Regions from separate parts of the Mus musculus genome. Here region 1 is linked to region 2. A link is a loop called in an ENCODE intact Hi-C map of the cell type or tissue named here. Cell type or tissue: heart. All regions are shown on one strand. Links, peaks and the distances in the headings refer to the core of each region. The heading gives the core; the rest is flanking DNA. Region 1 overlaps Casz1 (castor zinc finger 1). Region 2 holds the start of Gm13205 (predicted gene 13205).

What was found. A loop is a pair of places that touch in the nucleus more often than their neighbours do. Peaks named below come from ENCODE experiments on the same cell type or tissue, not always from the same donor. Only the 100,000 strongest peaks of a DNase experiment are listed, where the experiment ranks them.
Region 1: it touches region 2 in a loop (2.0-fold over the local background); 6 of 42 quality-filtered maps call a loop at or near these places.

What each region holds. Positions count from the first base shown.
Region 1 is chr4:148,894,918-148,909,870 of GRCm38, reverse strand. Casz1 (castor zinc finger 1) reads right to left here. Exons shown (of 21, transcript NM_001159344.1): 4 at 8,128-8,166. The coding sequence starts at 8,143. Among named protein-coding and RNA genes, the nearest start is that of Gm15969, 15 kb to the left of the region's middle. In heart, for the core only: CTCF peaks have their summits at 6,593 and 6,792 (motif pointing right); DNase peaks (open chromatin) are centred at 6,470, 6,610 and 8,960; H3K4me3 peaks cover 3,712 bases; H3K27ac peaks cover 6,398 bases; H3K27me3 peaks cover 365 bases.
Region 2 is chr4:148,943,960-148,958,912 of GRCm38, reverse strand. It overlaps Casz1 (castor zinc finger 1), which reads right to left. Exons shown (of 21, transcript NM_001159344.1): 16 at 14,317-14,655; 17 at 12,692-12,890; 18 at 11,752-11,923; 19 at 10,238-10,389; 20 at 9,979-10,120; 21 at 4,021-7,468. The coding sequence ends at 6,342. It overlaps Gm13205 (predicted gene 13205), which reads left to right and starts at 6,591. Exons shown (of 3, transcript NR_154553.1): 1 at 6,591-7,519; 2 at 10,006-10,146; 3 at 11,008-11,424. In heart, for the core only: a CTCF peak has its summit at 8,284; DNase peaks (open chromatin) are centred at 3,562, 7,742 and 8,162; H3K4me3 peaks cover 1,895 bases; H3K27ac peaks cover 4,866 bases; H3K27me3 peaks cover 2,721 bases.

The DNA.
Region 1 (14,953 bases), core at 2,414-10,413, 48 kb after region 2:
ACTCAGAGCCCCAGCCTCCGCTCTGACCCTGAGAGAGCAGTGGACACACTAGGAGAGGCTCCCTCCCGTGCCACCCGCCCCTGAACCCACCGGTGACAGTTGCTGAAAGCCTCAGCAGCTGGTGCTGCGGGAGCGTTTTCTATTTTTAATTGTTTGATCGGAATATTAACTCATCTAGGCCCGTTCCCAAAGCACAGTCCCAGCCAAAGGGTTTCCCCCATTTCCCACACCTCCTTTCTCCCCCTCTGCAGTCAGAATCAACGTTGAAATTAATAATCAGAGACACACAGGCCTCTGTGCATTTGCAAGAGATCAGAGTATAGAAGATTTAAAGAAAAAAAAAAGAAGAAGAAGAAGAAGAAGAAGGCAGCCTCCTCCATGATCCAGAGAGGCCTTAGGGCTGGTCCTGGCCTTCCCTGCTCTCTGAGCGTTGGCCCTCGGCTCCAGGGCAACAGTGGTTGCTCCGGCACACAAGCACAGCCACTCTGACACCATCCTTACACTTCCTGGCATTCCCCGCTGGCCAGCACAGCTCTTTGCCCTGGGTCCAGACCAGCTGGGCGAGAGGCTGGCTTTTGTTGTAGCTTTTCCGCATCCACTTAGAGAAAGGGAGCTCTTGGGTGAATTGGCGAGCAACTCTTCTATGGTTACCACAAGGACCGGGCCATCTACCAAGGGCAACGGTGTGGTACTTGAGCTTGGGCTAGGTAGGCCTCTGCCGAGTCTGCTGAGTACAAACCTGGCCCTGTCACTTTCATGGGAACCCCTTCTTAGGAAAGGTCTCCCACCTAGCCCAAGGGCTCCTGTCTGCCTGGCCCTCCTCTTTCCAATGCTCCCAGCCGTCCACTGTTCCGCTCTTCCTTTCAAGGTCACGGGGCCGTCCACACCAGGAATATTTACTCACCAGACTGGCCCTGTTAGCAGCACTCACCACAAATATGCTTTCTGATAAAGTTGGCAGAAAAAAAAAATTCTAGAGTTCAAAACAATGTCAGAAATTAGCCCCCACCCCCTTGGCCTTCCAGGGTGAGGTGGGGCCTGGAACAGGTCATGCGACTCTCTGGGGACATGCCTGGGGAACTTTGCTTACTTTCTCTCTTGCTTTGCTCCTGAAGCTTTACCTCCAACATACAGCCCATGGCCCGGGCATTGAGGCCTGGGGACTAAGCTGAATACTGGGTTTTGAGGAAAAGTCTTCCCGCAACCTTCGGAGCACAAGGCCAGGCCAGGCAGCCTCTACCTTGGCTGCTCCCTGGGCCGTCTCACCTCACTGAGCCCCCTCCCCCCATCCCGTCCTCTCTCTGTGCACATGGGCTTTAATGTTTTTATTACCTGTTTGACTCGCTGCCTTATTGCTTCTCCCCTTAATGGGGCCGTAACCGTGGAAACGAGGAATAAACGGCCACCAGAAAATGAGATGATTAAACAGGTCACCCTGGCAAAACAAACTCGGCTAAGGAACCTCTGGGGGTGGGGAGGGGAGGCTACCCCTCCCCCATCTAGAGCCGGAAGGCACAGGACCAGAGCTGTCCATAGGCCCAGATCCCTAAAAGGACTGGGGCAGATGCAGTAGGGTGCCCCCTACTGGTCAGCAAAAATACCCAGTCAATCCTCAATGAACCAGACCTTCCAGCTTGCTCTAGCTTTGGGCTCTCAGGCAGCAGGGAGAGAGGCACCTGTCAGAGGGAAACGAAGGCTGAGACCATGAAGTCTGGAAATACAGAGTTCCAGTAGCCTCTAACTGAAGTGGGGATCCCTGTCCCAGGAGGCTCAGCCTGGCTCCTCCAGTCTCCTGTCCTCATGTAGCAAGTTCCCTCCCAGGGGTCCCCTTAATTCAAGGACAGAGTCCTATAAGAAAAGATCAACTCTGGAATGTACGCTGTGGGAATCCCTGGAGTCTAGAGAAACACAAAGTATGTGGCTCTCTTCCGCTGTTTCCTCCAAAGCCAAGGGCTACCCTGGCCTCAACCCAGGCCACACACAAGACAGGCTTTAGGAAGGGGTCTCTTTAGCCAAGCACGTAGGCCTCTGGCAGGGCCTGTGGGACTGGAAAGTAAGCCTGGGAGGTGGTGTTAACCATGGTTCCTCTACTAAGGCCCAAACATAAGACAGAGCTTGTAAGCTTTGGTAGTCTGGGCTGGTCCCTCATTCTAGCCTACCTGCTATACTAGTCAGCCCACGGAGGGTTCTTAGCCTAGAGAACAGACATCCTGGACTGAAGCCTGCTTGTCAGGACAGGAAATGGGATAGATGGACCACAGAGAAAGGAGAGGAAGAGCCCACACTACTGTGGCTACTGCTCTCTTGTTTCCTTGGACAGCAGCGTGACCTTATTATACACTGGGCCCACACTGTCCCATGCCATTGTCATGGGTAGTGGCAGCTGTCTCACTGTCCCCCCTTTGCCCCTCACACCATCCACGACTCCAACCAGTTCCTTCCTGTAAAGGAGGCTCTAGAAGCTCTTGAGGAGCGAAACCCCAGATCCTAAGGGAGGCAGACAACATTTCCTGCCTTCCTCCTTCTGCCCCACTCAGAAGCCCCGAAGGCACTTGGGGAAGAGGAACCTCCATCAGTCAATTACATCAGCACTTATGGTGGGAAGGCATGGGCTCCAGCCCCATACCAAACACTGGGAGGAGATGTCAACACGGCAGCTAATGGTCACAGCTAATGGTCAGCATTAAGAGCTATAGCGGCAGGAGAAAACGAGGTCCCCAGCCTTGGCCTCCTGGGGACCGAGGCACATAAACACGAATGCCGTCCTGGCACACCGTGGGTATAACCAGCTTCTCAGAGCAGCAGGCCCCAGCCAGCCTCTTATCTCTTATCTCTTTCCAGGGCCAACTGGGTATGAGGCTGGCAAGGGGCGTGGGGAAGAAGGTGAGTAGGAAGGACCTGCCCACCAGAGCCAGGTGGCTTGGCAAAAAGACAGAAAAATGTGGTTGCGCAGTGGAGAGTAACCGCTCTCAGAGTGGCAGGGAGAGGCCTGGGAGAAGTCTAGAAAACTTGGATGGTAGGAGTATGTCCCCATGTCCCCAGAACCACTCTTTCATGAACGGCCTGGTCCTCACCTCCAGCATCTCTTGTTATAAGAAGACAGCATCTCTCTTATACTATGCTTGTCTGCAAACGGGGGAACTGGACAACCCGACTCTGCAAAGTGCCTCAGGACTCCCCGAACTGCGGCTTCGCCGCCCTCCAGGGGGGCTCTTCCCTGACAAGGACATGTCTGAGAGCCTAAGGTGTAAAGTACAGTCAGCCAGACAGGTACACACACCAGACCACCAGCCTACACACAGTGAGGCGGTCTAGCCAAACTGATTCTCCTCCACACCCCATGGCCGCTGGCCCACAGCCCCTTTCCAGTCTTGCTAGGCCAGGGCCTGACCATCTCGACACCTGCTGCTTGCCTTGGGGACCCAGTTCTGGTAATGACTTTGGAGCCACTTCCTTCCCTCTCTGATCATGAGGACCAGGAGAAGGGAAGGCAGGAAAGAGGAGGAGAAGGGGAAGGAAGGAGAGACATCGGTGGTTGATCAAGATTTTAAAACAAGCGTAGGACGGCCGAACCTTGGGGCCTGGGGTTGGTAATGAGTTGAAGACCTGATTCTCTGAGAAGGGAATCTAGTCTAAGGTGAGCTGATGGAGGGATCGAGATGTACCATTGACCTAGCAGGGTCCAGAAACAATAGTCTAGCAGTCCACCCCATTCACTGCCTGGGAAAAAGGGCAGGGACTTGAGCCAGGGGCAGCAGCTTTAATGAGGACATGCTGCTGTAGTGACTCAGCCCTGCAAAGGTGCCTCTATTTATTTTATTTTCCATCATAAAAACTCAAGCTGCAACTCAGCCAGATTCCCTGGCTGTGGGGGTGGGGAATGTCGGCGGTGCCAGGGAAGCAGGGAGAAAAGTCTAACTGATGCCCCCGCCCCACCCCCATACCTAGCCCATGCCTCTCTTAAGAGGGTGTGGGTTCCCTTCTCTGGTCTCTACCAGGGAAGAGGGTCTTAGGAAGCCTTGTAGACCTGCTTCTGCTGCCTCTACCTGTCTCTGTAGAATGACCACGATGGACCTATTATCCTACACTCACAGCCCTGAGCTGCTGGTGTCTCAAATGCTCTCTACAAAGAAGGGACCAATGATATGATTCTTGCTTTACCCATGTGACTCTTCCCTGGATGCCTGCCCCACTGAGCAAAATCAAGTTGGTAGTCAAAGACCTTAAAGGTCATCTGATGCTCAGGCCCCTCCCTGTGTCACTGCTGGGTACACAGCCAGCCTGTCTGAATGGTACCAGGAAATACACCACTTCCAAGACAACCCATGCTGTCCTTGGCGCTCATGGCTCCTTCCTGCCAAGATGGCACCAGAACACCCGCCCCCCTGCAGACTAGCGAAACCGGTGCCCAGCCTGGCCCTCGCTTAGACTGGTTGAGTGGGTGTACCTAGCCAAGTACAGTCTGGAGGAAGGAAAATCGAGGGCGATCTGCTTTACCCAACCCAACATGAAATCCTTCCAAAGTGGCACAAGACCATTCCCATTCCCTGGTGCATGTTGGGTAAAGTGTACCCAGAGCTATGAGGCCTCAGAGTCGCTTCCACTTTGGGCAATACCTGGCTCTGAACCTTTGGCGCCCAGAGGTCCTGTATGTCGATACTCTGGCTGCAGGGGCTGAGTGTGGAGAGCCAAGTTCTTTGCTCCTTGGGGGAAAGACAAAACTAGGGGGAGTCTGTCGCCATTCTCCTTCTGGCCTTAGTCTGTTTCCTGGCCTGCTAGCTCTCTCGGCCTCATCGTCCCTGAACCCCTATCCCTGAAGACTCCATGACATGGGAGGAGAGGGTCTGCCTGAGAGGAAGGGTCCTTGCCTGCAGTCCCAGTAGGACAGACAGTTTTGGCTCAGTCACTCCTGCCAGTGACTTGTCTGAATGACAGGGCTGAAACTGGAATGCTTTAGTGGGTACTGCGGCCCCTCACCAGCTAGCTCCTCCTGGGTTCCATGGCTGTCCCTTTGAGCCTGCTCTCTTGCCTATTTGACCCATTACCCAGAGCAGCCTACCTTGGGTCCTCTGCAGGACAGCTCTTCCCCTTCTCAAGAGGGGCATTAGAAATAGATCCCAGATGATCAAGGACAAGCGTTGTCAGATAGCCACTGCTCTTGCATAGCCATTTCTTACCCAGGCGCCGGTGTGTTCAGGCCCAGAAATCAGCCTGGGGTGGGGGTGGGGGCTAGTCCTAGGGAGCTTCCCAAGTACAGGATGGATCTACCTGTGTCTGAAAGCTTCCTCCCTGCTCCCCTCACCCTCTCTATACCCTCCCCCTGGGAAATCACTCTAAAAGGGCCTAATGGAACCATGTCCTCCTCTCTTCCTCTCTCCTCCCTCCCTCTCCCTCTCTCTCTCTCTCTTTCCCTTTTTTTTTTTATTAGCATTTGTGGAATTTATTCCCAAACTCTCCTAATCTTCCGTACACAACCATTTGATTTGCATAACCCAACCCCCTCTCATAAAAACTGGCTGCTAGTTTAATTAAAAAATGTAAATTTGCTGTCATCTCGGGGCCTGGTGAATTAGGACGACATCGGCATTTTTTATTGCTAAAGACGTCCAGATTGATCCAGCCCTTGGCTGAACTATGGTGGGGGAAAAGAGGTCCACATGGCCCCTGAGGGTCTTCAGATACTTCTGTCCCTCCTGAGAAACCTCAGCCCTCCCCAGCCACTGAATTACTCATGGCCAGGGCGCTTCAGGACCTAGACATGTCCAAGGGTGGAGGGGACAGTTAAGCCATCATCCAGGACTTGTTGGAGGTCTCTGGTACTGACAACTCTTTGACCGGCTTACTCTCTGCTGAGGCCCTTAGCTGGAGCTACCAGGGCTGCTCCCAGAGGATGGGAGCTAGGCACTGCACTGCACCAGCAATGAGCCCTGGCATGTCCCTGTGCATCAGGGAGGTCAAGGGAGATCAAGGGAGATGTTCTCAGCTCCTGAAGATGAGAACACAGCTGCCCCAGAGATGGACTCAGGGAAAACAGATCAGCCCGAGTCCTGGTCTGCTTCCCTTTTTTTGCGAAGTGAGGGAAAGTGCTTTTCTTCTGAAGTTCTGAGATTAGGTGAAACTCCCAAGATCAGAGAAGAAACAGGAGGTATCACCAGACAACTCCTCCAGGAAGCTGAACTTTGATACCGTGGACCTTCCTCCCTCTCTGTGTGGCCAGAGTCCAGACTTGGGTCCCACTGGGAGTGCCCTGCTCCAGCTGACTTCCTGGCCCTTCTGGCTTCTAGGAAAAGTTTCCAGAGCCTGTCCCTGGAGTGTGAAGAGCAGCAAGTCTCCCCAGAGCCCTTAAGGTGCCACAGGAGGCTCTGTCACTTGCCTCCTGCCCTGCCATCATGACATTCCCCAGAAGGGATATGGAACCCTGCCTCCTAGGAGAGGCTGGGCATGGCAGGATGGGAGCCAGCTCCAGTTGGCACTTAGGTCAGAAGGAAGAGAGCAGGGCCCGCCTTCCAGCTGAGTAATACCTCAGTCCCTTGTGCTGGCCCATTGGTAGGCTCTCCTGTGCCAGGTAGTGGGTGGTGCCAAACACTGGGCCTGTCCCTGAGTTCTGCTTCTTGGCTGGGATGGGTGGGGGCCCCATTTCTGAAGAAAGGGGGGCGGGTCCTGAAAGGGTGGTGTAGAGACACCTGATTCGAGGTGGAGGCGGGCTGGTTCTCGGCGGGGTGGAGGCCAGGGAGGGGCAGGGTGGCAGCAATGGCTTCAAGACACCTTTCTAAATATGCCCAGCAGGGGGCGTTGTACCCTTCCTGGGCACAGATGTCCCCAGGACCTCCAACTACATCCCATTAGCCAAGTGCACACCTGTCCCCTACAGTCCAACCACTCTGTGAAGGTTCCCCACCCCCACAACACACATTCCTGATTGTCCTCTCCTGCCTCCTGCTCCCTCTGCCTCAGAGAGGCAGCTGTCACTGTATGGGTCCCATGGGAGTATGAGCGAACTTTGACAAGTCTAAAAACAACCCTAAAAACCACTTAATGCCACTACCTTTCCTTCCTCAAATGAAACAGTGGGGGTCAGGGGTCACCTCTGAAGAATTACCAACTGAATTTTCTCTTAAGATACTAAAGAAGAGCACTGATTTTGACAGCCTGGGGTGTGAGAGTCCTGGCCCAAAGTTAGTTGTGATAGAGGAGGCTGGGGGAAGACCACAGAACTAAGCCAAGCCGTGCTGGACTCAGGTTGTAGGCTCAGGTGCAAGGAGAACTATCGAACAAGAGTAAATCAAAACTAGAAAGAAGCAAAGTCACAGGCTAAACTCTGCCCAGGCCAGGGAACACTCACTAGCTGGAGCCAGACCCTAGCTAGCCCCATGCCAGGCTCCCCAGACCTAGATATCTAAATGTAGTCTTTGGTTTGGCCTACTGTCGCCTCCCAAAGTAGGTGCTAAAAGGGGGCTGAGAGAAAGAAAGAGCGAGAGAGAGTCCTGGGCCCCTTACTTTGAACTGATAACAGCCACCTCAGCCCACAGCTTCTCAAGTGAAAAACACTCATTAGCCGTAATAAGCAGCTTGATCATCCGACACAGCCTTGTCCCAAATAAATTAAATTCCTTTACCTTGAGACAGTCGCCCCGAAACCAGACTAACCACCTTTCCCAACAGGACGCTGCTTTCAAAAACTAAACCACCCCCCACTAAAAAAATAAAAACACACACCCCATAAGCCACACCACACCACACACACACACACACACACACACACAGACATCTTTGCAAAGGGAAAAGTGTGTCTAAAAAACACAAGAGAAAAAACACGCAGAACAAAATCCCCCACAAAAAACCCCTAAATCCTCCACTCTCTCTCTCTCTCTGGGTGCCCCCAGCTCCCTGTCCCCTCAGTTCTTTCATAATGACAAGCATCAAATTAGTCACAGTCACTATGCGAATGACAAATAACAATGTCACCATCCAGAAAACAGGGCTAGCAGGGACTATGGGCACAGACCCCTGGCGCCTGTCCGGTACCCTCGGCTCAGCTGCTAGCTCATTGGGCTAAAAATACTAACTTCCGTCAAAGAACCGAAAGAAAAGTGAAAGAGCCTCCCCGTGGGTTCCCACCGCGCGTACCTGTTCCAAGATCCATTCTCCGCTCCTTGGTCCCAAACTCTTCGAGAAACGCCATGAAAAGAAGAGAGAAGAATGTTTAGTATCTCGCGGGCCCCTGTCCCCGCCCGCCCGGCCGCTGTCCCTCACCGCCCGGCCGAGCGCATCCCGGGCTGGGGGACGCGCGCCGGGCCGGGCAGGGCCGGGCCGGGTCCGGAGGGCGGCGGCGGGGAAAGTTTGCTCCGCGCCTCACGCTCGCTCTCACGCTCCGGCCCGCACGCTCCCAGCAGCTCCGAGTTCCACCAACTAAAACAGAAACTGCCCGTGGCTGTCGCTCGGCTGGGGATCGGGCCCGCCAGGCCGAGGGCCCCCCACCCCCACATCCCATCCCGAGCGCGCAGGGGTCGCCGCTCCGGCCCGGCCCGGCCCTCCCCCGCCCGCTGCCGGTACTCACCATAGTCGGAGAGTCGAAAGCCGAATTCACTTAAATAATCAACTTTCATAATACTTAATTAATGCCTAATTGCAACTGATTACTCCCCGAATAACAAGTTGTTTTAAAATCCTGATGTCATTGCTCCTGACGGTAACACTCAGGGTAACAGTTTGGCAGGAGGGAGCGGGGCGGGCGGGAGCGGCCGGGCGCTGCCAGGCGCCGAGGTGATTGGCAGGGTGGCCATGGCACCGCCCCTCGCCGGGAGCGCGCGCGGCTCCGGCAGGTGAAAGATCAGACTCGCCCGCGCGCGCTCACGCGCGCGCCTCGCAGTGGTGCGAAGGTGAATGGGCGGGCGCGCGCCCGCGCTCCCAGCGCACAGGCTGGGGCGGGCGGGCTGAGGAGGGCGGGCGGCGACTTCTCCCAAAGCTCAGGGAGGAGAGGGAGGCGGGGCCGGCGCTCGCGGGGTCGCGTGCGAGGGAGGGAGAGGCTGGTGTGCCTGTGAGGTGTGTGTGCTCGCTCGTGTGGAGGAGTCGTGCGCCCGCCCGAGCGAGGCGAGGAGCCGGCACCCGCGCACAGGCGCCAACTCCCGCCGCGGGCGGGCGGGCGGGCGCGCGCGCACCGTCCGGCTCCCCTCGGCCGCTCGGGGCCGTCGGCCACCCTGAGCGCGCCCGCGTAAACTTTTCCGCGCGGGAGCGAGCGCAGGTGCGAGACTTTTTGCGGCACGCGCGCGCGCGCGCGCTCCTGCCGTTCCCTTCCGAGGTGCCCTTGGGCTGCGGGTGGGGCGGGTGTGGAAGGGGTTGTGTTTCCCTTGCTCACCCCACTTCCCTCATTTTGTTGTGGCTATTGGAGTTCGAAGAAGAAAGGAGTCGCGGGCGGCGCGGCTGGGTGTGCCGGAGAAACTCGCACGTCAGCCTCGCGAGCTCCCCTTCCACTCCCCCTGCGCGCACTCCCGCGCGCTGGCCACCGCACTCCCGCAGACCGCACGGTCTCAAGTTTCCACCGCTTCGCTTTGCTCTTGACCTAAAAATGGCCCCGGAGTCCCTCCACATCAGGTCACACATGTTACAGTCCCCAGGCCTTTCTCCTCCCCACCCCTCCTCTTCTTCCCTCACAGTCTCTAGGCAGTCTCCTCAGTAGATTCACTTGGGCTTCCTTTCCATCCCTGAACACAGGCACCCCTCAAGCAAGTTGGCCAGCGTCCTGACACCTGTTCCCTGGGGACCACACCCTGCCCACTCTGGTGTCTCTTAGGGCTGGACCAAGCACTTGTCTTTCTTGACTTTCCCTTTCTCCCTGGGTTTGTAAGTCTCTCAGCCAAGCCCTCCTTTCCATACAACCCCAAATGGCCCATGCTATAGCCTCAGGTATTCAAAACTTTCTGGCTTGGAAGAGCTCAAGGGAAGTTTCCTCAGTAGGCTTGCTATCCCAACGCCTGTTTCCACCATGCTCAGCTTCCTGTCCCTCAGTGGCCCATTCGGCTGTCTACCTCACCGGTGCTACCGTCCTCTCTCCTGCTGAAGGATGGGCCACACAGACTTCCAACGAGGAGAGGAGAATGGGCTTAGGCTCTCCCTGGTCCGGGCAGCATTCAGCAAAATGGCGCTGCCCTATTTTTGCAATATTTCTATTTTGCAAAGGGAGGGGCCCAAGGAGGCCTTAAGGCAAAGATGTCAAGGGAGTTAATAATCTACTCTTTCTCCTACTTTCCCCTTATTTTTTCTTCTTTTTGTCTCACCGTTTTTTGTTTGTTTGTTTGTTTGTTTGTTTTAAACGGCTCCATGAAGAATCCGGCATCCCTCTCTTGTTTCGCCACCCTCTCTGTTGCCTCCTTGGGGACCTCGGTCTAGGTTGTCACACACCCTCCCTCCATGTTTCAGATCCATCCCCATCCTTAGGTGCAAAGACCTAACTTTGCCAGGAGTCCCCTGGCCCTAAAGCCCCTGAGTAAGGAAACAGGGTCCCTTAAATCAAGCCACATGCTCCCCAACATGGGCCCAGGGAAGCCAGATAGAGAGAGCCATCAGCCAAGCTTCCCCATGGGATCTCTGTGTCCAGGACTGCCCTGGGCACCCTCTGTGGGTGCTGCTGCTCATCCCCCCTAAAAAAACCCAACAATGATTCTGCCCCTCCCCCTTGTAGCTCCAGCTTGTAACAACAGGCACTTAGTCCCACACCCCAGCCTGGTGTGGGCCACCAGGTAAAGAAGGAAGCCTGGCATCAGAAATGGAGGCTGGTGAAGATATCTGCACGGACAAGGAGCTCCCTGCACAGGGGACCTGCAAAGTCTCTGGTTGGTTCTGAATGTCCTGGTTTTCAGCTGATGATAATCAGGGCTGACCCCTAGGAAGGCCTGGATAAACAGGGAAACACCTCTCCTTTCTAGTTACCTAGGTAAGAACAATAACTTTGGAGCCTCTGAAGGGCAAAGGCTGGCAAGGCATGGCTCACAGGGCAGGGCCAAGAGAAGGCCATAGATCAGGGCCAGCAAGAGGGGCTGCCACATATGACCCATAGTGGGAGAGCCCCAGGCTGTCCAGAAAGCACCCTCTATTCTGAGGCAGTGGGTCACAATCAGCCACCACAGGTGGAGTAGGCTGGACCCAAGAGTAAGGAGCCACTTGTGGCAGAAGAGAAGAGATTCGTGAAGTAAGAAACTGAGGCCAACTTGGCATCCTAGGATTTCAGGACAGGGCCAAAGGCTGAAGCATCAAGGTTGTGTGGGCCACGGGTCAAAGGCTGTGTGTTAAGCGCCTCCAGATCTCTGCTGCTCTCTGTCTCTAAGCGTGTGCTCACACCGATGGGAGAAGCCTAGAGGTCTGGTGTCTTAGGGCTGTGTCTCTCCTAGTCCTTCCTTATGACTCTGATGTGATGACAACTCTGAGAACCTGAACTCAGCCATCATGAGAACATTTCATGATTTCCACTGGTCTCAAGGGCCTGGGGCTCAGAGCTTCCAGGTCTTTTAGGACACCCCACCCCATGCAGAACGGAAACCTCTTTAGCAACTTCATACAGTCAGGTGGGTCATGCCAGCCCCCACTCTCCCCGGCCAGGTTGCCATGTTGGCTCTCATCCTCTTTCATCCTGTGTCCTGTGCCCACTCGCCCACCCTCCCTCCCTCTCTCCCTCCCTCTCGAGCCTGCGGCCTTCTCACTCGCCAGCCTGTTTACACACCAGGTATCTCGTGCTTTATCTGCTCTCATTTTGAATTTGTAACTTTCACATAAACTTGAACAAGGCTCCTTTTGTTCTTGCACCCCACCCCAGGATCCCAATAAACTGGTTCCCTCTCAGGCGACTGGGCCAGGGCACAGCAGCCTTGGCCAGAGGTCTGTGTGTGCATGTGAACAAGCGTGTTCGCACCTGTGAGGGCGTCCCTGGATCTGAGGGTGCTCCGCAGGGATGGAGCGAGAGTATCAGGGGGAAACAGGGAGACAACTGAATGTGGACAGGAAGCATGGGGGGCGTGCGGCAGCGGGGGGTGGGGGGGAGCAGACACAGAAGGCCTGGGCCTCAGCTGGGACAGGGCTCAGCCAGCAGGTAGCAGAGAATGTGTAGGCCCTGGACAGGTGGGTGTTGGGCCAGGGAGGAAACAAAGGGGAGGATGGAGCTCCCAGTCTAGTGGGTGGCAAGGCGAGATACCGAGGCCACACTAAGTGTAAGGCAGACACAAGGATCACATTATGGCAGGGTAGGGGCTGGCACAGCCGCACGCTCGGCCCGTAATCCTGTTAGCCAGCAATCTCCATTCCGAAAGAGCTTCATTTCTTTGTGAATATTTGTAAACTAGATATCTAATGGAAAATTATAGGAAAATTATAGTGAAATTCATGACGGAGAAATCCGATTATCCCTAATTCAATTATGCCATCTTAGCCCACACAGCACATTTCCCATTTTTTTCCCATAAATACCGATGCCAGGGGTCCCGGTAATCAAATAAAATTGAAAATCATCTTCCCATTAAATTCAATTAGCCGCAATTTCTAAAGCCTATCAGAGATTTTAATTACTAAATTATAAAATTCTCCAATGCTAAATTGAAACCAAAAAAATTGCACATCCTTATATTTCAGAGAAAAAAAAGGGACCAGCAAAATCCTTCAAAAATGTTCTATTCTGTCCAAGTCCACAGCATCTCCCTACCTGGAGGGACCTTGTGACTCCTGCTCCCTCTCTGCTTGGTGGGAATGCAGCCTGGGGGGCCCCCAGGGGAGCACCCTTTAGGGGAGGGGCCCAGACATAGCCACTAACAGAGGAGCAAACCACACCCCTACGCCCAGCTAGGACAGCAGGTAGCCATCTTCACTGTCCTGGCAGGCTTGGCTCCTGAGAGGTCTTCAGCTCCATCACTCACAGTGAGGCCTCTAATTTTCAATGCTACTTTCTTGGTCAGTGAGCTGGGCCATAGCTAGTGGGGTTCAGGGAACAGACAGCTTCATTTAAGCATGGCTCTCGGAACCACTCCAGTGGTCCCCCTGATGGATGAGGCTGGGTCAAAGATGGGAACAGAACAGATATAGCACAGGATAGCCCTGGGTCCCAGAGACTTGTTAACAGGGGCTTCGAGAGTCTATAGGTCCTGACAGAGTACCAGCTTCCTGGAACAAGAGGGAGACCAAATTGGCTCAAATCAGACTTCTCCCTGCATTTCCAGCTCATTCTGCCCTCTCTTCCCTCCCTGGAGAGAAGTCAGCACCCTTAAACTGGCCAGGACTCTCATGGAGAGACTCTATCTCACACCCCCACTCCCTTTAAGGGACACACTGGCCAAGAGAGCTGGCAGTAGTCCCTTGTCCACACTACTTACCGGCCTCTAAGGGGTGCTCTGTGCTTCAGGAGAGCCCGAAAAAGTGACATTGGTAGCAACTTAAGGTGTACCCTGCCTAAAACCCAAGCTAGGTGGCTGGGTAGGCAGCTGGTGGCCCCAGCAGGCTTAGGGGAGTCAGCTGAGCCCTGCCAGCAGCCCAGCACCCAGGAACAGGAGCAGGTCTGATCTGCCAGGCAACCTGGAGTGCCAGCAGGGGAGGCACCGGCAAACAAAACAAAAACAAAAAAGTTAATTATCTTTGGCTTTTTCTTAATAAATATCCAAACTGGCCCGGCCGGATCCTCCGCTTTAGAGGGAGAAAGGAGAAGGAAAAAAAAAAACCCAAACCCAATCCAGCAGACTCTTTCTGTCTTGTGTGTCTATGTCTACTTTTCCTTTGTCTCTGATCCTTGAATTTGTCACTTATCAGAAACAGTGAATGTTTCACGTTTTTTGCAAACTCGAAGAGATGGGCTACAAAAGCGGCTTTTGTTGTGGTGGTTTTTCGTTTGTTGGTTGGTTGGTTTTTTGTTGTTTTGTTGTTGTTGTTTAAGTTTTTGAGGTGGGAAAGTGGGGTGTGAGAGAAGAGAGAGGCAGGTGGGGAGAAAACGGCTGAGAAACACCAGCCGAAGAGAAGCAGAAGAGAGACAGGTTGGGAAGTGGAGTGGGTCTCAGCCTGCTGGCAGCGCCCCTGGCTGGGCCCTGCTCTCAATGCCACGCTAGCCCTTTACTTCAGTTACAACCATCAGGAGGCACAGGAATTTCTCATGTTAAGATGCCCGAGCCACCACCAAAGCCACCCAGGTCTCCGTGGCCACTCGAGCTGCCCTGTTGCTTTGTGGTTTCTGTGCCAAGCCAGGCGTAGGGCTGGGAAAGACAAGGCAGGGGAAGGAGCGAGGGGAGGAGGGGATGTTGGCTGTCGTGGGAGGGAGGGTGTGTGTGTATGAGGCTTTTCTGCATCGAGTCATGAGCATACCTGGGGAGAAGACAGTTTCATGTTGCAGCCTGGGCCTACATGTTCCGATGGCGTATGTACATGCCTGGGCCCAAAGTCTCAGAAATACAAGGTAGGGCATGGGGTGGGGGCAGCCACCAGGACATGGAATGCTGGCTTTGGATTCTTCGGCCTGGGTTCAAATGCAAGATCCACCAGCCATGACACAGCCAGGCTGTGTAATCCTAGTAAGTCACTGGCCGTCTCTGAGTCTCCATTTCCTCACATCTATTAGCAGTTCTTTAGGTCTGTGGGTGGGGAAGGGAAGTCAGAGACTGCCAAGGAGTGTAAGACTTTCTTCCTGGGAGATGAACATGTTCTACAACCAGTAGTGGTGATGGCTGTACTGTTCACCCCTGTGAATATGCAAATAATAATAATAAATAATAGTATCACTAAATAGTACATTTAAAAAGGGCATATTTGATGGCATGTGGATTATATCTCAATAAAGTGGTCACAAAATACTGTGGGAGAAGGGGAAAATATTGGCAGTTATACCTGCATGTTTTGGAAAGAGGTCTGAAGACAGCATTCAGCCAGGCACAGAGTGAGTGGTCAGAAAATATTCACTGATAATATGGGGCTAGGGCTGGTGTCTGTGAGTGTA
Region 2 (14,953 bases), core at 3,401-11,400:
CAGATTGGGGGGTGCCACCCAAAGAGGAAGCAGTGCGGGGTTTGAGGACATCTGGAGCTTGTGTGGAGCCTGCTTTGGGCTTCGTGGGTACTGTTGGTAGGGAAAAGGGTTGCCCAGGGACTGCTAAGTTTGTGTCTCAACTATCAGGCTTCTCTGTTGTATGTGTGCATAGGTACATATATTTAGGAAAAACTTGTGACTTGGGAGGGAAGAGAGGGACCTTCTGCCCGGACGACTGAGTTAAGACTCGTTTAGTGATGTGTCTCGCTCGCTCATCTTGTATACAGTGCAACCCTCCTGGTGCTGACTAACTTGCCCATTGATAGAAGAACAGCCTCTGGCTGTCCTCTGGGGTCCTCATACCCTCTACTTACTCTGGGACCCAACCAGACTTGAGAAGACACTGGCTCGGAGCCCAGGGAAGGAAGAGACAGACAGACTGTATAGTCACCTCAGGAGCATGCTGAGTTCAGGGTTGCTTCATGCCTGTGCTACTGCACACATTACATACGGCCATGGAGGCGGGCTGTTTCTACAGCCCTGCCTGCACAGCTCAGCCCCAGAGCATAACCCTAAGACTCTTCATCAAAATGAGTCTGAGAGCTCAGCCTGCATTGTGGGGGACTTACCTGTATGATGACCAAATCTTCAGTTTGCTTTCATTGGAGGCTTTAAGGTTGGTGTCCTCCCATAAGAGGTTAAGATCCCTAGAGCTGCCTCTGGCTGTGTGGTGAGACCTGGAAAGACTTTAAAGGGCTAGGGATGTTGAGTCCGGTAGCATGGTCCAGCTGCCTGAGGGGCCACCACAGCAAGGACTGTTGGAGCCAGCTCTAGAGAGACCCTTAAAGGATAAAGAGAAGCTGGGCAGTGGTGGTGCACGCCTTTAATCCCAGCACTTGGGAGGCTGAGGCCAGCCTGGTCTACAGAGTGAGTTCCGGGACAGCCAGGGCTACACAGAGAAACCCTGTCTCGAAAAACAAAAGGATATAGAGAAGAAAGCCCACATAAACAGAGCAGTGGACGTGGCTTTCTGTGCAGCCGCTCCTTGACGTACAGCCAGCGAGCCCACCCTACATTGAAAAGTTAAGCAGGGAATTCATAGAACACACTAGTGTCCATCCCCACCCCCACTGCGACCTGGCACACTGGCACGGGGCTGTTGCCCTTGCCGTGGCTTGGTGGCTGCTTCTGGTTAAACTGTGCTTTGCTCTCTATGTGTGTGCATGCCCACGAAGGTGCACACAGAGGCCAAAGACAGCCTCCGGGCTCATCCTCAGGGGTACTGTCCGCCTCCTCTGAGACATCTCTCCTTGGCCTGCAGCTCACCGGCTGGCCACCAGCCCTAGCAGTCAGCAGTTTCTGCCTCCCCAGCCCTGGGTTACAGGTGTGTGACACCAAGCCCAGCATTTGTATGCAGGTTCTGTTGATCAGACTCGGGTCTTTGTACTTGCAGCGGAGGTGCTTTAGCAGCCAAGATATTCCTCTGGCCTCCATACACCCTAACTAAAGCTACTGTAACTTGGGTGTGTATGTGGCTTGACGCCTGGCTAACCTGTAGCCCTGACTGTGGCATCCTCTCCAGGGCTCTTGGCAAGGGACCTGTATAGATTCAGGGTAGAGCAGTTGGCCTCTAAAGGCTCAGGCAAAGCTAAAAGCTGCAAGTTTTGAGGCAGGCAGGTTTGGCGGAGGAGTGTGTGTGTGTGTGTGTGGGGGGGGGTGGTCTCCTTTTAGTCATGTGATTCCCACTGAGGCCAAGCAGCTGCCCTCCACCCCGTGGAAGTCCTGTTCTTTCAGCTTGGCCCCAGGTTGGGACAGCACTTGCCAGAAAGGATGGCGTAGGGGCCCCCCTTCTGCAGGGTCTTCAGATCCCAGCATCCTGGGGGCCTTGCTTCTTGGAGACCCGACCTGTCCTTAGCAGGATGTTTGTCCCTGTGTCCTGGCTCTAGGCCAAAGCCACCTGTGGAGCTGGAGCCACCTCTCATGACAGTGAATAGACACTGGATAGGGCACTGTCTTAGTACTGTGTATTCCCCACCACCATCCTGAGCTGGAGACAGGCTCTGCTCCATTACTAGAACACCCTAGCCAGTGCTGTCTGGGAAAGAGTCTGGCCGCTGAGATCAGTGGCGAGCCTGCACAGCTGCTTCCAGCTCATTCCTCCATGCTACAAAACCCTTGAATTTGCCCCAGTTTGGGTGTTGAAATGTCACACCACCACAGCTAATTAAAACCCAGAACAAAAACATGTTTTACAGCATTCTGAGTCCAGTACAGGGAATATCACGAAGCCCGGGTCTTGGGGTGGAGTGCCACCCACAACAGCTAGCTCCCTCCTAGGTCTAGGGGCAGGGGTGGAACACCATCCAACTAGGCTCATGTACCTGAAGCAGGGGTGTGTGCCCTTCTTGGCCCTTCAGGGGCAGCAATCCATCTCTGGAGCGATACCTAGTACCTGCCCCTGGACACTCTGCAGGTTGCTGGGAAGTAGGTCCCACCATCCCCTGGATGTGAGTCCGCCAAGGTCTAGCCAGGCCCAGAAAGCTTAGGGACAGGAGATGTGAGGATATTTGGGGAGGTCCATCAAGACTAGTAAACTGCCTAAGTACCCCCTCCCTTGGGCCTCATGAGTCTACCCCCAAAACTGCCTCCACTCCTCAAGTCCCACCCTGGTGACTACTGTGCCGGGGGGGAGCTCCGTGGCCACACCACCCACCAGTCTATCACCAGCTGAGCTTGGGACTTGGCTCCCTGCCTCCCCTCAGGCCCCACGGGAGGCCACACAGCCCACCAGGGCCTCTGAAGCTCCAATAAAGGCTTTAATTTGTTGAACTTGTGTTTTATCCCATAAATTAGTCACTGTTTTATTTAACAGAATCAAGATATCCACAAACAACAGGCGAGTTCCAACTTGAACATTTTAATAAGACCAAAAAAAGTCTCTATTTTCATGTCTGTTAGAAACATATTTATGTAAATAGCTTGTGGGCTGAGTTCCAGGAGCAAAGCAGAGAGGGAAGGGTGCTCTGAGCTGGGCTGGAGGAGAGCCTCTCTGGTGGGAGCGCCCAGCCTGGCATCAGCGGGTGAGGCTGTGCATGCTCTGGTCCCTGTACCCACACTGCCTGGAGCCTGAGTGTGCTCCAGGCTCAGTGAGGGGCATCAGTGCACAGCAAGGACCCAGCTTTGTGAGAAAGTGGCTGGCGGGAATTTGACAGGCAGGGCGATGGTAGGGAAGACCATGGCGGGCTCTAGATTCTCTTCCCAGTGTCCTTGGGCAGCTCTGGTCACTTCGAGACCAGCTCAGAGTGGGACTGGCACAATGCTGGTGAGGCTGAGGCCGAGGGGCAGTGTTGGGGTAGAGGCCACGTGACCTCTGGGAGCAGCAGGGCACCTGTACTTCCACCCAAACCGGCAGAAGTTTGACTGAACTTCCAAAGGTGTCCTCGGCCCTGGTGCCATCAAGGCCAGGAGCTCAGACCTTGGCGTGAAGGCTGCAGACCCATGACACTAGTCCTCTGGATCTGCCACCATGTGCTCCAAGCTGGAGCCTCGCCAGCATCCGGATGGATCCGGGTACGTGCTGTTCCTAGACTGGGCAGGTCCCTGCAGGAAGAAGGAAGGAGCTGAGGGATTCCCTTGCCAAGTGGCAGCCCTGTAGCCCCAGAGAATACACAGGAGGGCTGGCCAGAGTGTGGGACCTAGGGAGGCTTGAGGCTCCACTGCCGGGTGGCCCTTTCTAGGAGTGGTTCCTGGGGCTCAAGTGGTGTTCTGGTGGGATTGAAGGGAAGAGCAAGACCTGAGTCTCCATCTTTTTCCTTTAGCAAATAGTGGGAGAACCTGGCCTTATGCCCAGATGCAAAACTAGCCTGTCCCAGCACCCCTGCTCTCCCGGCTTTAAAGTAGCCAAGTCTCCCCTCCTCTCCCTGGGCTGGTATTTGGATCTTGGCTGTGCCTGGGCTACCCTACACATTGGGTCATGGCCAGCCTCTTGGGGATAATTTTAAAAATAAAAGATAACGTGATGGATTTTTTTTCCAGTTTTTATTGAGTGAAAATGTCAAACCTTGCATCAGTCATGCAAAAAAAAATCAAATAAATAAAACACATATATTAAATTTCTAATAGCACTAAATTCAAGTGGAAAAATATTCAGTTCTTAATAACCAGGTGCCGAGGAGACCAGATTCAAGTAATCAGAGCGCGCGCTGTTCAGGTCGGTTTCATGGTCTGCATTTTTTTTTTTTTTTGTCTCAAAACCTCTCTATATATCTCTATATATCTATATATGTATATACATATAGATATATACACACATATGTGCATACATATTACTTTTATATTTATATATATACACATACATAGTTATAAAACATTAAAAAGAGCATTGGTGGGTCAGGCATCGTTTTCCTCACAGAAAGAAAATAAAACAAAAATTACACATTAAAATTCAAGATGAGCTAGCAATGGCTTATAGTCCTAATGTGCAATATGAGGCTTACAAAAGGCTAGACTGCGCACTCTCCGCGGCTTTTTTTTTTCCTTTTATAATTTTTTATTTGATTTTGCTACATTGAAATTTTTTTTTATTTTGTTTTGTTGTGTTTTGTTTTTCTTTTCCTTTACAAAACTCCTTCCACAGAGGCAGAGTCCTGTGGTAGGTTAGAATCTGGGCGAACGAACTCTCAGCAGCATGGAGGCTCTGGCAGGGCCGGTTAGCAATCAGCGCGTTGCCTGTTGGGTACCCTCATCTCTCAGCTGTACCCTCCCTGCTCCCTCTCCAGTTTAGATGGTCCTGGCTTTCTGGCTGTGGGCAGCCAAGAGGGGACACACACACACACATACACAGATACACACTCTCACACACATACATACACTCTGATACAGATAAAGAAAACCACTGCCCCATTTGGGCAGACCCCATTTAAAGACCTATGGGCGGGGCTTCCTGCTGGCAACTCCCGGCCCTTCCATTACTTGCCGAATTGGCCTGGTTTCTTCCAGCCTGGCACTAGCCAGAACCTGGAGTGCACAGGTTTACCCCACAAGGCCGGCCTCAGACAGCCTGCCCCTACCAGAATCTGGAGCAGCCTCTGGCCAAGTAAGTGCCTGCAGGTGAGCCCTGTGCAGAGTCTAAGTGGCCTCATTGCCTCCGGGAAAGGGGTATTTTGGAAAAGGAACCAGATCTGGGTGGGCTGCACCTGCACGAAAGCATCCCAAATAAAATAATAAAACAAAACTGGAACGAGAGAGAGAGAGAAAGAGAAAAAAAAGCCCTATAAAGCCACACGCATAACCAACAGAAAAACCCTCAAATGTTAAATTAGCTACAAACTTGTATCAAGAGAATAGTCTTTTTTTTTTTCCTTGTCTCTACAAAATTCAAGTTAAAAGTTGGAATCCCGCAGCCCCCATCAGTGCTAGTGTGAGGACAACGCCTCAAACCGAGGCCTTGAAAGTAAATGCACAACAATTCCACAGGAGCAATTGCACTCGGGTCCCCAATCCCAGGGCTGGGCTGAAGGCGAGGCGAGGCTCCCCCCGCACTCGCCTGCTTTTTTTTTTGTTTTTTTGTTTTTTTTGTTTTAGTTTTTTTTGTTTTTTTCCGTTTTCCCCCTTCTCTTTTTGTTCTATGTAGAATAATAACCTTTACAGGAAAAATACTGTACAACTTTCTTGGATTTTTTTTCCATTTTGATTATTAAAGCCAAAACCAGTCGCAGCCTTCCTGTTTGCACCAGTGGCTGAGACCCTCACCTCCAGGCCCCCACCAGCTGTGCCTGCCTTTGGGCCACAGCCTCAAATTCGCTGGAGGGTGGGCTGGGGCCTGAGTGTCACCAGACCTGGACCACAGCTTGGGGGCGGGGATGCCGGCTTGCTGCTGATTCCATGAGATTCCCTCCATGTCCCTGTAGTGTCACCCGTGCTGATGCTGACCGTCTTCGGCCGGCCCTCCCCTGAGCCAGGAGGAGGTCTTAGCTGCATTGGGGCGGGGGGGGGGGAGAGAACCAGATGCTACAGGAGCCTGCCGCCCCCACAACCCGGTGACCCCCGCGGGGAGCCCCTGAGCAAACAAGGACCTCGCGAGTGGGTACCGAGAGGAGTGCAGGTCAGTGCTGCCACCCCGACACAGCACCTGCTATTCCCTGAACACCCGCTCGGGCGGGCGGGGAGGGCGCGGGCGGCCCGAAGCACCAGAGGGGTCCCCGCCTCGCCCTGAGACGGACTCGGGGTCCGGAAGCACCGGCGGGGCCAGGGCGCCTCACTCCCTGGGGCGGCCCAGCGGGGTCTGTACACAGGGGTTCACATACAGAGCAGTTCTAGAGGGGGCTGGGGTGGCGCGGCGGCTAGGGTGATGCGGCGGTGGGCGCAGGGCCGGGGCCACCCAGGGCTGCCAGCGGGGTCCGCGCGCCCGCCTCGCCCGCAGCCTCGGGCAACGACTCCTCCGAGTCGGTGCGCAGGTCCTCGTCGTCGTCATCATCATCATCATCCTCGTCGTCGTCGTCCTCTTCATCGTCATCCTCGTCGTCGTCCTCGGCCTCCTCCTCCGGCAGCTCCAGCTCCTCGTCGTCCTCTTGGGAGGACTCCCCAGCGGTGGCTGTGGCTGTGGCTGTGGTGGTGGTGGTGGTGGTGGCGGCGGCAGCGGGGGTGGGCGCAGCGGGGCCGTCCCGAGTCCCGGAGGCGGTGACAGGTGGGCCGGGGTCCCCCGTGTCCCCGAGCAGGCCTAGGCCCGCAGCCGCTGTCTGCAGGAAGAGCAGCGAGCCCTGCTCGGCGGCCAGCGTGAGGGAGCCGTCCAGGTTGACAGGCGCACCCGGAGAGGCTGCGGGAGGCTCCCCTCGCTCCTGCTTCTCGTGCTTGCGCTTGTGCGAGTCCATCTGCGACATGCCCACCACTGTGTGGCGACAGCCCGGATAGGTGCAGTGGAAGTGCGAGCACTTGAGCTTGTACTTGCAGTCGGGCACTGCGCAGTCGGCGCTCGAGCTGAACTGGCAGAAGCCAGCGGCGCTGATCACGTCCTGCTTGCCGTGGTGCTTGCGGTGCGCAGTGACCTTGGTGCTGTCTGTGCAACGGAAGCGGCAGCGCAGGCAGTGGAAGTGCGTGCTGGTGCCCGAGAACGGGCAGTCGGCGAAGTGGCAGCTGAGGGAGGCCTTGAAGCGCTTGAAGTCGTCCAGCACCAGGTTGTCCACGCGGTCGTGGTGCTGTGCGTGCTTGTACATGTGCGTGCGTCCGCAAAACTTGTAGCCGCAGTTTTCCCGCGTGCAGTGGTAGTGGGTGACCTTGAGTGAGAACTGGCAGGCTGTATCCTTGCAGTCCTCATAGAGGTCAAAGCGCCGGAAACCCTCCAGCATCATGCCCTCGTCCAGCATCTTCCGAGACGAGGCTGTCTTCCTTCGCTTGCCAAAGGGAGACATGTCCTCGATGATCCAAAAGCGCTTTTTGGCCCCCGAGGCTGTCGGCATGGAGATGGTGTTCCCTAGGGAGTAGCGGAGAGAGGTCAGCGTGGAAGGGGTACCCTTTTGGCAGCGTAAGTACCCACGTGGGCACCATTCCCAGTGTCACACCCACAGAGGGCCCCTGATCCTGGCATGGTGGCCAGCAGACACCGCTTAGAAACAACACCCTGGCTTCCCCCTGGCTGGGAGCCTCTCCCGTGGCCCCCTTGGGAACAGCAGGGAGTCCCAGGCTTCCCCTGCCTTCTAGGTCTGCAGGATGACCACACAGGCATCCCGGGTGGCAGCTCTGCCGGGCTGTGGTGGCTGCTTCCTGGCCAGTTTGGGTGGGAAGTGAGGACACATCCCAGCGATAATTGAAGCTGAAGGGGAAGCGGGGAATCTAGGTCGGTGGAGTGTAATTACCCAAGTTGGACCCAGGCCAGGACGCCATCACACGCCCGCCTCTAATGAGGGACAGGCCGGCTCCCTTCCTGCCAGCTAACCAGTCTCTGGCTGCTTGCTTGTCTGTGCAGGGGGAATTGCCTCCTGGAAGCAGAGATGCTGAGTGCCCTAGAGCCATGTGGGCCTCTAAATCCTTGCCCCTAGAAGCATCTTCTTGATACCAGAAGCTCTTTAAGGTTTTGGAGTTCTCTGCCTGGGCTGAGGGACCCCGTAGAAATACCAAAAAGACGCTGCTGCCCTCTCTGTTGGGAGCCTTTGCTGAGGCCTGAACCCAGGAGTCTAGGCTCTCTGCCAGCCATCCTGGCCCCACCCTGATTCTTAGGGATCAGGAAGACCATGGTCACAGTCTTCTCTGTGCCTTCCTGGAAAGTACCTGAACACGCCCGTGGTGGCGTCCTGCTAGCTGCACAGGCACTGGAGATAAGGCACCCAGTTCTAGCATTCAGTCACATATTCCCTGGGACCAAAAGACCCCAGGCCAGGCCCTGCCCAGGGTAGATGGAAGCGTCTTCCTCCCTGAGCCTTCCCAGGATGCCTGGCTACCTACCACTCTGCCTTCAAACTTCTGCAGTAGTATAATGAAAAAAAAGGCTCAGTCACCACTCTTGGCAGATGAGAAGAAATCAAGGGCTAGGATGGCGTGGGAGCATCCAGGCAGGGGACAAGGGAGCAGCTCCAGTCTGGAAATCAGTGGGGGACAGAGCACTGCAGCTTGAAGTCGTGGGGCTCTGCCTGAGTATGCCGGCCAGAGAGCTTTCAGGGGCTGAATTCATTTTGTCCTGCTCAGAGCCACTAGCTCTGGGAATCGGATAGCACCCAGGCTCAGTCAGAATGTGAAACAGGAATGGATGGATAGAGAGAGACCTAGGGGTGATGTCTACCCAAGGAGAAGAACAAGCACACCATTTTACACATAGGGCTGAGACGGCGAGAGCGCTGGGTGAGCCTGGTGGTTCCGCACGTAGGTTTCTTCTCCCTGTCTAGCTCCGGAAGGGAAAGGAGGTCCAAACCTGGACAGCTCCAAAGCAAACTGAGAATAGCAGGGCTCTGCCCTCACGGTGCCAAGGACCTCACAGGTCACCTGGCAGGACCCTGGCAGTAATCTGTTCTCTGAGGTATTTGGCTGTTAGGGGAGTGGGGCAGCCCTGCCCTTGGCTCTGCTGGTCACAGGAAAGGATCCAGTCGTGGATCACACACAGCCTTGAGGCTCACTCGGGGTGTCAGACACTGGCAAGAAGGCATGTTTGAGTTACCTGCAGCATCCTGAACTAGGGGGGCGTCACTTTTTACTGGAGTTGGAGTGGCAGTGACGGGCGGGAAGCTGGGCGGGCTGCTGATGGGGCGGGCCAGGCCCCGGCTGGCTCCCAGAGTGGCACTGAGCAGAGAGTATGACAGACAGGACGGAGAGAAGAGGCATGGGAGGGGGGCAAGGGGAGGCCGGAGCACAGCCGGTGGGAAGGATGGAGTCAGGGTGGGCGGTGCAGCCCCACGAGCAGCCTCGTCACCAGCCGCAGCAGGAGGAGGAAGAGGAGGAGGAGGAGGAACCGGGCAGCCTGGAGAGGATGAAGAGAAGCAGAGAAAAAAAGAACAAACAAACAAACAAACAAAAACAAAAACCCAAATGAGAAACCCAATGGCAAGTGCAGTATGGAAATATGTGGACAGATGAGCAGAGAGGTTCAGCAAGGAAGAAGGGGGGGAAGGAGAGAGGCTGCTTGGTGCAGTGTGGGCAGAGGTCATGGTGGGAGGGCCTTTCAGAGGACACGGCAGGGAGGCAGGAACCTCTGAGGGGGGGGTCCCCGCTCTGGGTTCTGGATGGAGGCTGGGACTGAGGCCATGAGGAGGCTGGTACAGGGGCTCTGGTGCTTTCTCTGGGGCTAATGGGACAAGCCCTGGTCCCTCTCTGGGGAAACTGAAGTGATCTGGGGGAGGGAGAGCAGCAGAGATGTGGGCAGAATGGCCAGAGGAGAGGCCTCAATGCCCAACGTTGTACAAGCTTGTCTGCTGCATTCCACCTTGGCCTCCTTGGAGGCCGCTTGACTCTCAACCTGTGTCCCAAGCACGACTCGGCTGGGCCTGGGCCACTCACCTGCAGCTGTGCTCTCATTGCCCACAGGGGTGCTGGAACAGCTACGGTCCATGGTGGAAGACTCTGAGGACGCCGCTCCAGGGCTACAGCCTGTATAGTCCATGCCCTCGTCTGTCTCGGCATCCATTAGGCTCGGGGGACCCTGGAAGAAAGGAGAGGGGCCCTAAGGTAGTAGCCCACGGCTTCCTTGGGCATTATGGGTAACATGGGGCCCTGCACCTAAGAGGAAGGACCGTTGAGCCACGTGGGGGGCTCTCACCTGGGATGGGGGCACTCGGTCAAAGTTCTTCCCCAGCATCCTCCGCATGTGCTTCCGGGCATGCGAGGTCATCTGGTGCTTGAGGAGAAAGGAGAACTGACAACCTTCCCGGATGCAGTGGAAGTGGCTGTTCACCTGGTTGTACTTGCAGCCTGTGGGTGTGAACACAGCAGCCATGAGCTTCCCCAGATAGTGTGCTGGGCACAGAGGTGACGTGCCACATAGGCAGGTGGCATCCGGGGGAATACCTCTAACTAGCTCATTCCAGGAAGCCAAGTCTGCCTGGCTGGCTAATCCCTGGCCTCCCCTTTGGCTTGTTCTATACACTCCTCCCTGAGAAGTCACAGATCCGTGGCCAAGGGACCTTCAAGAAAGGACCTCTCTCAGCCAGCCACCTTGTTCAGATTGCTGGTCAGCCGGCCTCCAGCCTGCCTCCGCCCTCCTAGGCTGAGAACAAACAGAGCAGGCAGGACCTAAACAGGCAACAGCTCAGGGCAGGCAGGGCAGGCGAGGGCCTGCCCGTTGCCATGGTACCGGGCTGGCCAGGTGTCTTATGTCACCTCCCAGCTTTGTTTGGCCCCAGCTACTACCAAAGCCACCAAACTGTTGAGTAAAGAACAAGTCCCCTGACAGCTGAAAGCCAAGCCCAGCACAGCAGAGGCCACCAGGTGTGGGCACCTGCTGCTGTGGTTACCGGCCCTCCTCGAGCCAGGGATCCTCTCTTAAACTAACACTTAAAGGAAAGGGTTGTTTTCTTTCTCTTCTGGCAGTTCTGGACTGTCTCAGCCGTCTACGGAGGGCCCAGACTGGAGGTGACAGCAACCTCCAGGAACTCCAAAGGCCCCTACCACCGTGAGCACATGACCAGGAGAGGCCTGCCCGGTAGACACCACATCTATCCACCCGCCCTTCCCTATCTTCCAGCTTCCGGTCCATTCCTAGGAAAATTCTGCCCCACATCTGCAGGTCTATAGAAGCTTGCCCTGCGCCTAAATTTGCCTCTGCCTGTGGGCCTGAGGCTCTTCTCTATAGGGCCAGAGCAGGAAGGTATCCGAGAGGCATCGAAAGACACCCGCTGCCAAGCTCAGAAGCACCCGGAGCCTCCGTCTCTGGCACCTCACGTACCTCAGTTTTTGTAAGCATGTGCTAAAGGCTTTACAAAGTAAATAAATAACTGAAATGGCAAACAGCTCGTTGTGGACAAAACCCTCAAAACTAAAGGGCTCACAGGACGTCCGAGTCTTATCTGTCCACTCGGGGAAGCAAGAGAAGCAGAGCCGAGGATGCAGGGTATGGCCCCAGGGTGTTGCCTTGGGGTGGGGATGATTCTTGGGGCCGCCCTCGCTGTCCCTCTGGGACGTATGGGCTCTGATGTTTTACAACTTGTCAGACAACACTTGGCAGATGACGTCTGTGATATCGTTCACGGGTCATGGGGCTGGGATGGTGGCAGCAGTACCTGGAAAGGTGGCCCGGGCCTACTGGAAGTCCCTGCCCACCCTTGGCCTCAGTACCTAGTCTTCCGCACTCCTCGCGCTTGGTGAAGTATTTGAACCCGTTGGCTGCCCGTCGTTCAGCCTTCTCATGCTTCTTTATATGCCATGGAAGTTTGGTGGTGATGTTGGTGACAAAGTAGCAGCCCGTCCGGAGGCAGTGGTAGTGTCCACGCATCCGGAACTCACAGTGCTGCGGAGGGAGGCAAGGCATACGTATGTGCGTCAGGCCAGGCAGGAACATCTGTGAGCTCCTGCTTGTCTCTGGGCCATGGAAGTTTCTCTGCACTTGTGTTCTTCCATGCTCCCAGTTAGAAAACACAATTGCGTGAAGCAGTAGGACTGCTTTGTCGCATCATTAAAACATTTTGTACCTCTTTGCTAATGCCACACCCAGAGCAGACATCTCTAACCTGTTTTTTCAATTTCGTCCCTGTAGGACAAGACCTGGGCAGACATCACTAATCTACCCCAGCACTCCCAACCTAGGTAGACATCACTAATCTATTGTAACAGTCTTTTCTGCACACTTAGACCTTACCTGTGACTACTCAGGCAGCCTACCAATCTTGGAGACTGGGCCTTTAAAGAGAACCTGATCTGTTCTTTCTGCCAGGCATGGACTGTTCTATTTCTTTATCCAATGAGCCTATTTTAAAATTCTAGGCCTCTAGGGAAAGGGGGCATAGCTATTTCCAGGATGGGCACAAATGATGTCAAACACACGGTGGCTGAGATAGCATTTAGTCACCACTGGGAGTTAGGCCTGAAATGACAGCCCTCACCAATTGAGCATCAGTCTGGACCCCTGCCCAGGGGCCTCTAGGGGCTCTGGGGACAGACAGTGGGTGTCCTTTCCAGTGTCTAGTGCAGGCCAACTTTAAAATGGTGTGAAAAGTGGAGTCTCTGCCAGGAGAAGCTTGCCCTGGGCCTTGAGCCTCCCCCGCCCCGCCTCACTGACCTGGTTGGGACACAGGCACTGTAGAGAGTAGTAAGCAAACTGGTCTCGCACGTTCACCAGGCTGTTGCTGGGGTTGATGTGGTCCAAGCAGTGGGACTCAGCCTTGCCCGAGGTCTTGCAGACGTACTTGCAGTTCCCGAAGAGACAGTGGAAGTGGAACTTGCTGGCGTATTTGCAGTCCGTCGCCAGGCATGGATCGCTAGAAGGAAACCACAGCCCAGAAGGTCATTGGCATCCCAAGCCCTCCCGCTGATGTCCTCTCTGGGTTTGTGTTAGGGTTCCCTCCTCAGTCACCAGGAGTGTAATCGAGGGGAACACAGTGGGTCACCCTCCTGCTCAACGGGAACATTCAGCTAGAGACTACAGATCCCAGCATGCATCCCTGTCTCCTTTTGGGAACTCTTGCCTGGTAGATGGGGGTTTGCCATAGACAGGGTGCTCAGAGCAGTGCATGCTGGGACATGTAGTTTCCAAGGCCACACCCCAGGATTAGAGATAAGAGGACTGCATTAACTTCTTGGGCATAAAAATAATGGATAGTGCTGCCATTCCTGGCTGGGTGCCAGCAAGGGCTTGGCTGGCAAGACATGGCACTGTGTGGATGTGGCTGACTGACAGACTGCAGATGGGTGGGCAGCTCTACCAGGAAGCGCCACTACCGTGGGGTGTGAGCAAGTGGTAGCATGTGCCTGGTGTCAAATCCCGCCAGGGCTCACAGCTGCTGGGACATCCCAGGGTCAACTGAGGCCTACAGTGCCCGCCTACCCAGAGAACCTAGGGACCTGGGGAGTGCTGGGGCCGGCGGAGGTGCTGATGAGCAGGGAGGAGCTGGAGCCCCCCACCCCCAGTGTCTCTTAGGGTTGCGCGCTAGGGAGCTGCAGCCATGGCTGGGAGGCCCCAGGCTATGGAGAGATGTGTTCTCCAGAGAATGGACCCATGGTGGGAGCTCTGGGCTGGTTCAGGAAGCTAAGGAGGCTACCACATCAGGAAAGGAGGAGAGTACAGGAAACAGGAGAGAGACAAAAGAGCCCTGTACCCTTCCGTGCCATGGGCCCAGCCCCAGGTTCTCAGAGAGGGAGGACAGCTGTTACTCAGGTGGTATAAATAATCCAATTTATTACTTTTTATTGAGAACAGGAAGCCACACACTTTATGATACAAAGTCACCGTTCTCGCCGCAAGAAGCCACCACCATTAAGTGAAGAAGGTTCCTTCCACCCTTGACCACGGTGTGGACTTTGAGGGGCCTAGGCCCTGCTCCCATCCATGCCTTCCCTGTCCTATTGACTCAGCCTGGGTATGCACCACAGAGCTGGCCAGCAAGGTGACCCCAAGGGAACACAGCCTTTTTGTAGGACCAGGAAGTTTCCTGAGGGACCCCCATACCTAGCTCACCCCAGCCAGTCCTTGAAGGATCCCAACGGATCACTGGGGGTAAGGTCGCTTGCGCCCTCATCCCCCCACTTACTGGCTGCTCGGTACAAGCATACAGTTGGAAAACTAAGTCCCAGAGGCTGAGGGCAGCCAGTGTAACTCTGCGAGGCGAGGAGCAGGGCCTCCTTGCTGCCCTGGCCATACCCACTCCCAAGACACAGGGACAGGTGCCGGCTCATGGAGGGACTCACTTGTCCTGGAACTGGAGGAACCCGGGTTTGACCTGAGGCTTGGCGCTCTCTAGAGACGTCGTCGCCAGGGGCGAGGTGGGCAGGTGAGGCACTGAGGAGGGAATCTGAGGCATCTGGGGTATGGTGGAAGCCAGCTGCTTCCAGGCGAGCAGGGTGGGGGTGGAGGGCACAGAGACCGGGCTGGGAGCAGGCCCCTCCAGAGAAGATCCAGCGACCATGGTGCCAGGAGGTGCTGGCAGGGACGAGGGTGCCAAGGGAGGTTTGGTCTCAGCAGCAGAGGTCGGGAAGGAAGCCTCTGGGGTTCCTTTTGCTGTTCCTCCCTCTGTCCGGAAGTGGAAGCTATGGGAGGCAGAAGAGGGTGTCTCAGGATATCGATCAATAGGCCCCACGGCCGGGTCAGTCCATGTGACCCTATTACAGTGGAGCTTAGCATGAAGTGTGGACCCTACCTGAGCAGAGGGACTCACTATCAGTCTGAATATGGGGTAGACTCTAACTCCATCATCTACTGACGACTTGTGTTCTGAGCCCCTCCCTACACCTGGGCCGTGGGAGAGAGAGTAGGCCCGTCTCCTCGGGCCCCTCCCTTCCAGAGGATGCTCTGAGACTCGCAGGGGAGGAGGACTCTAAGTGTTTG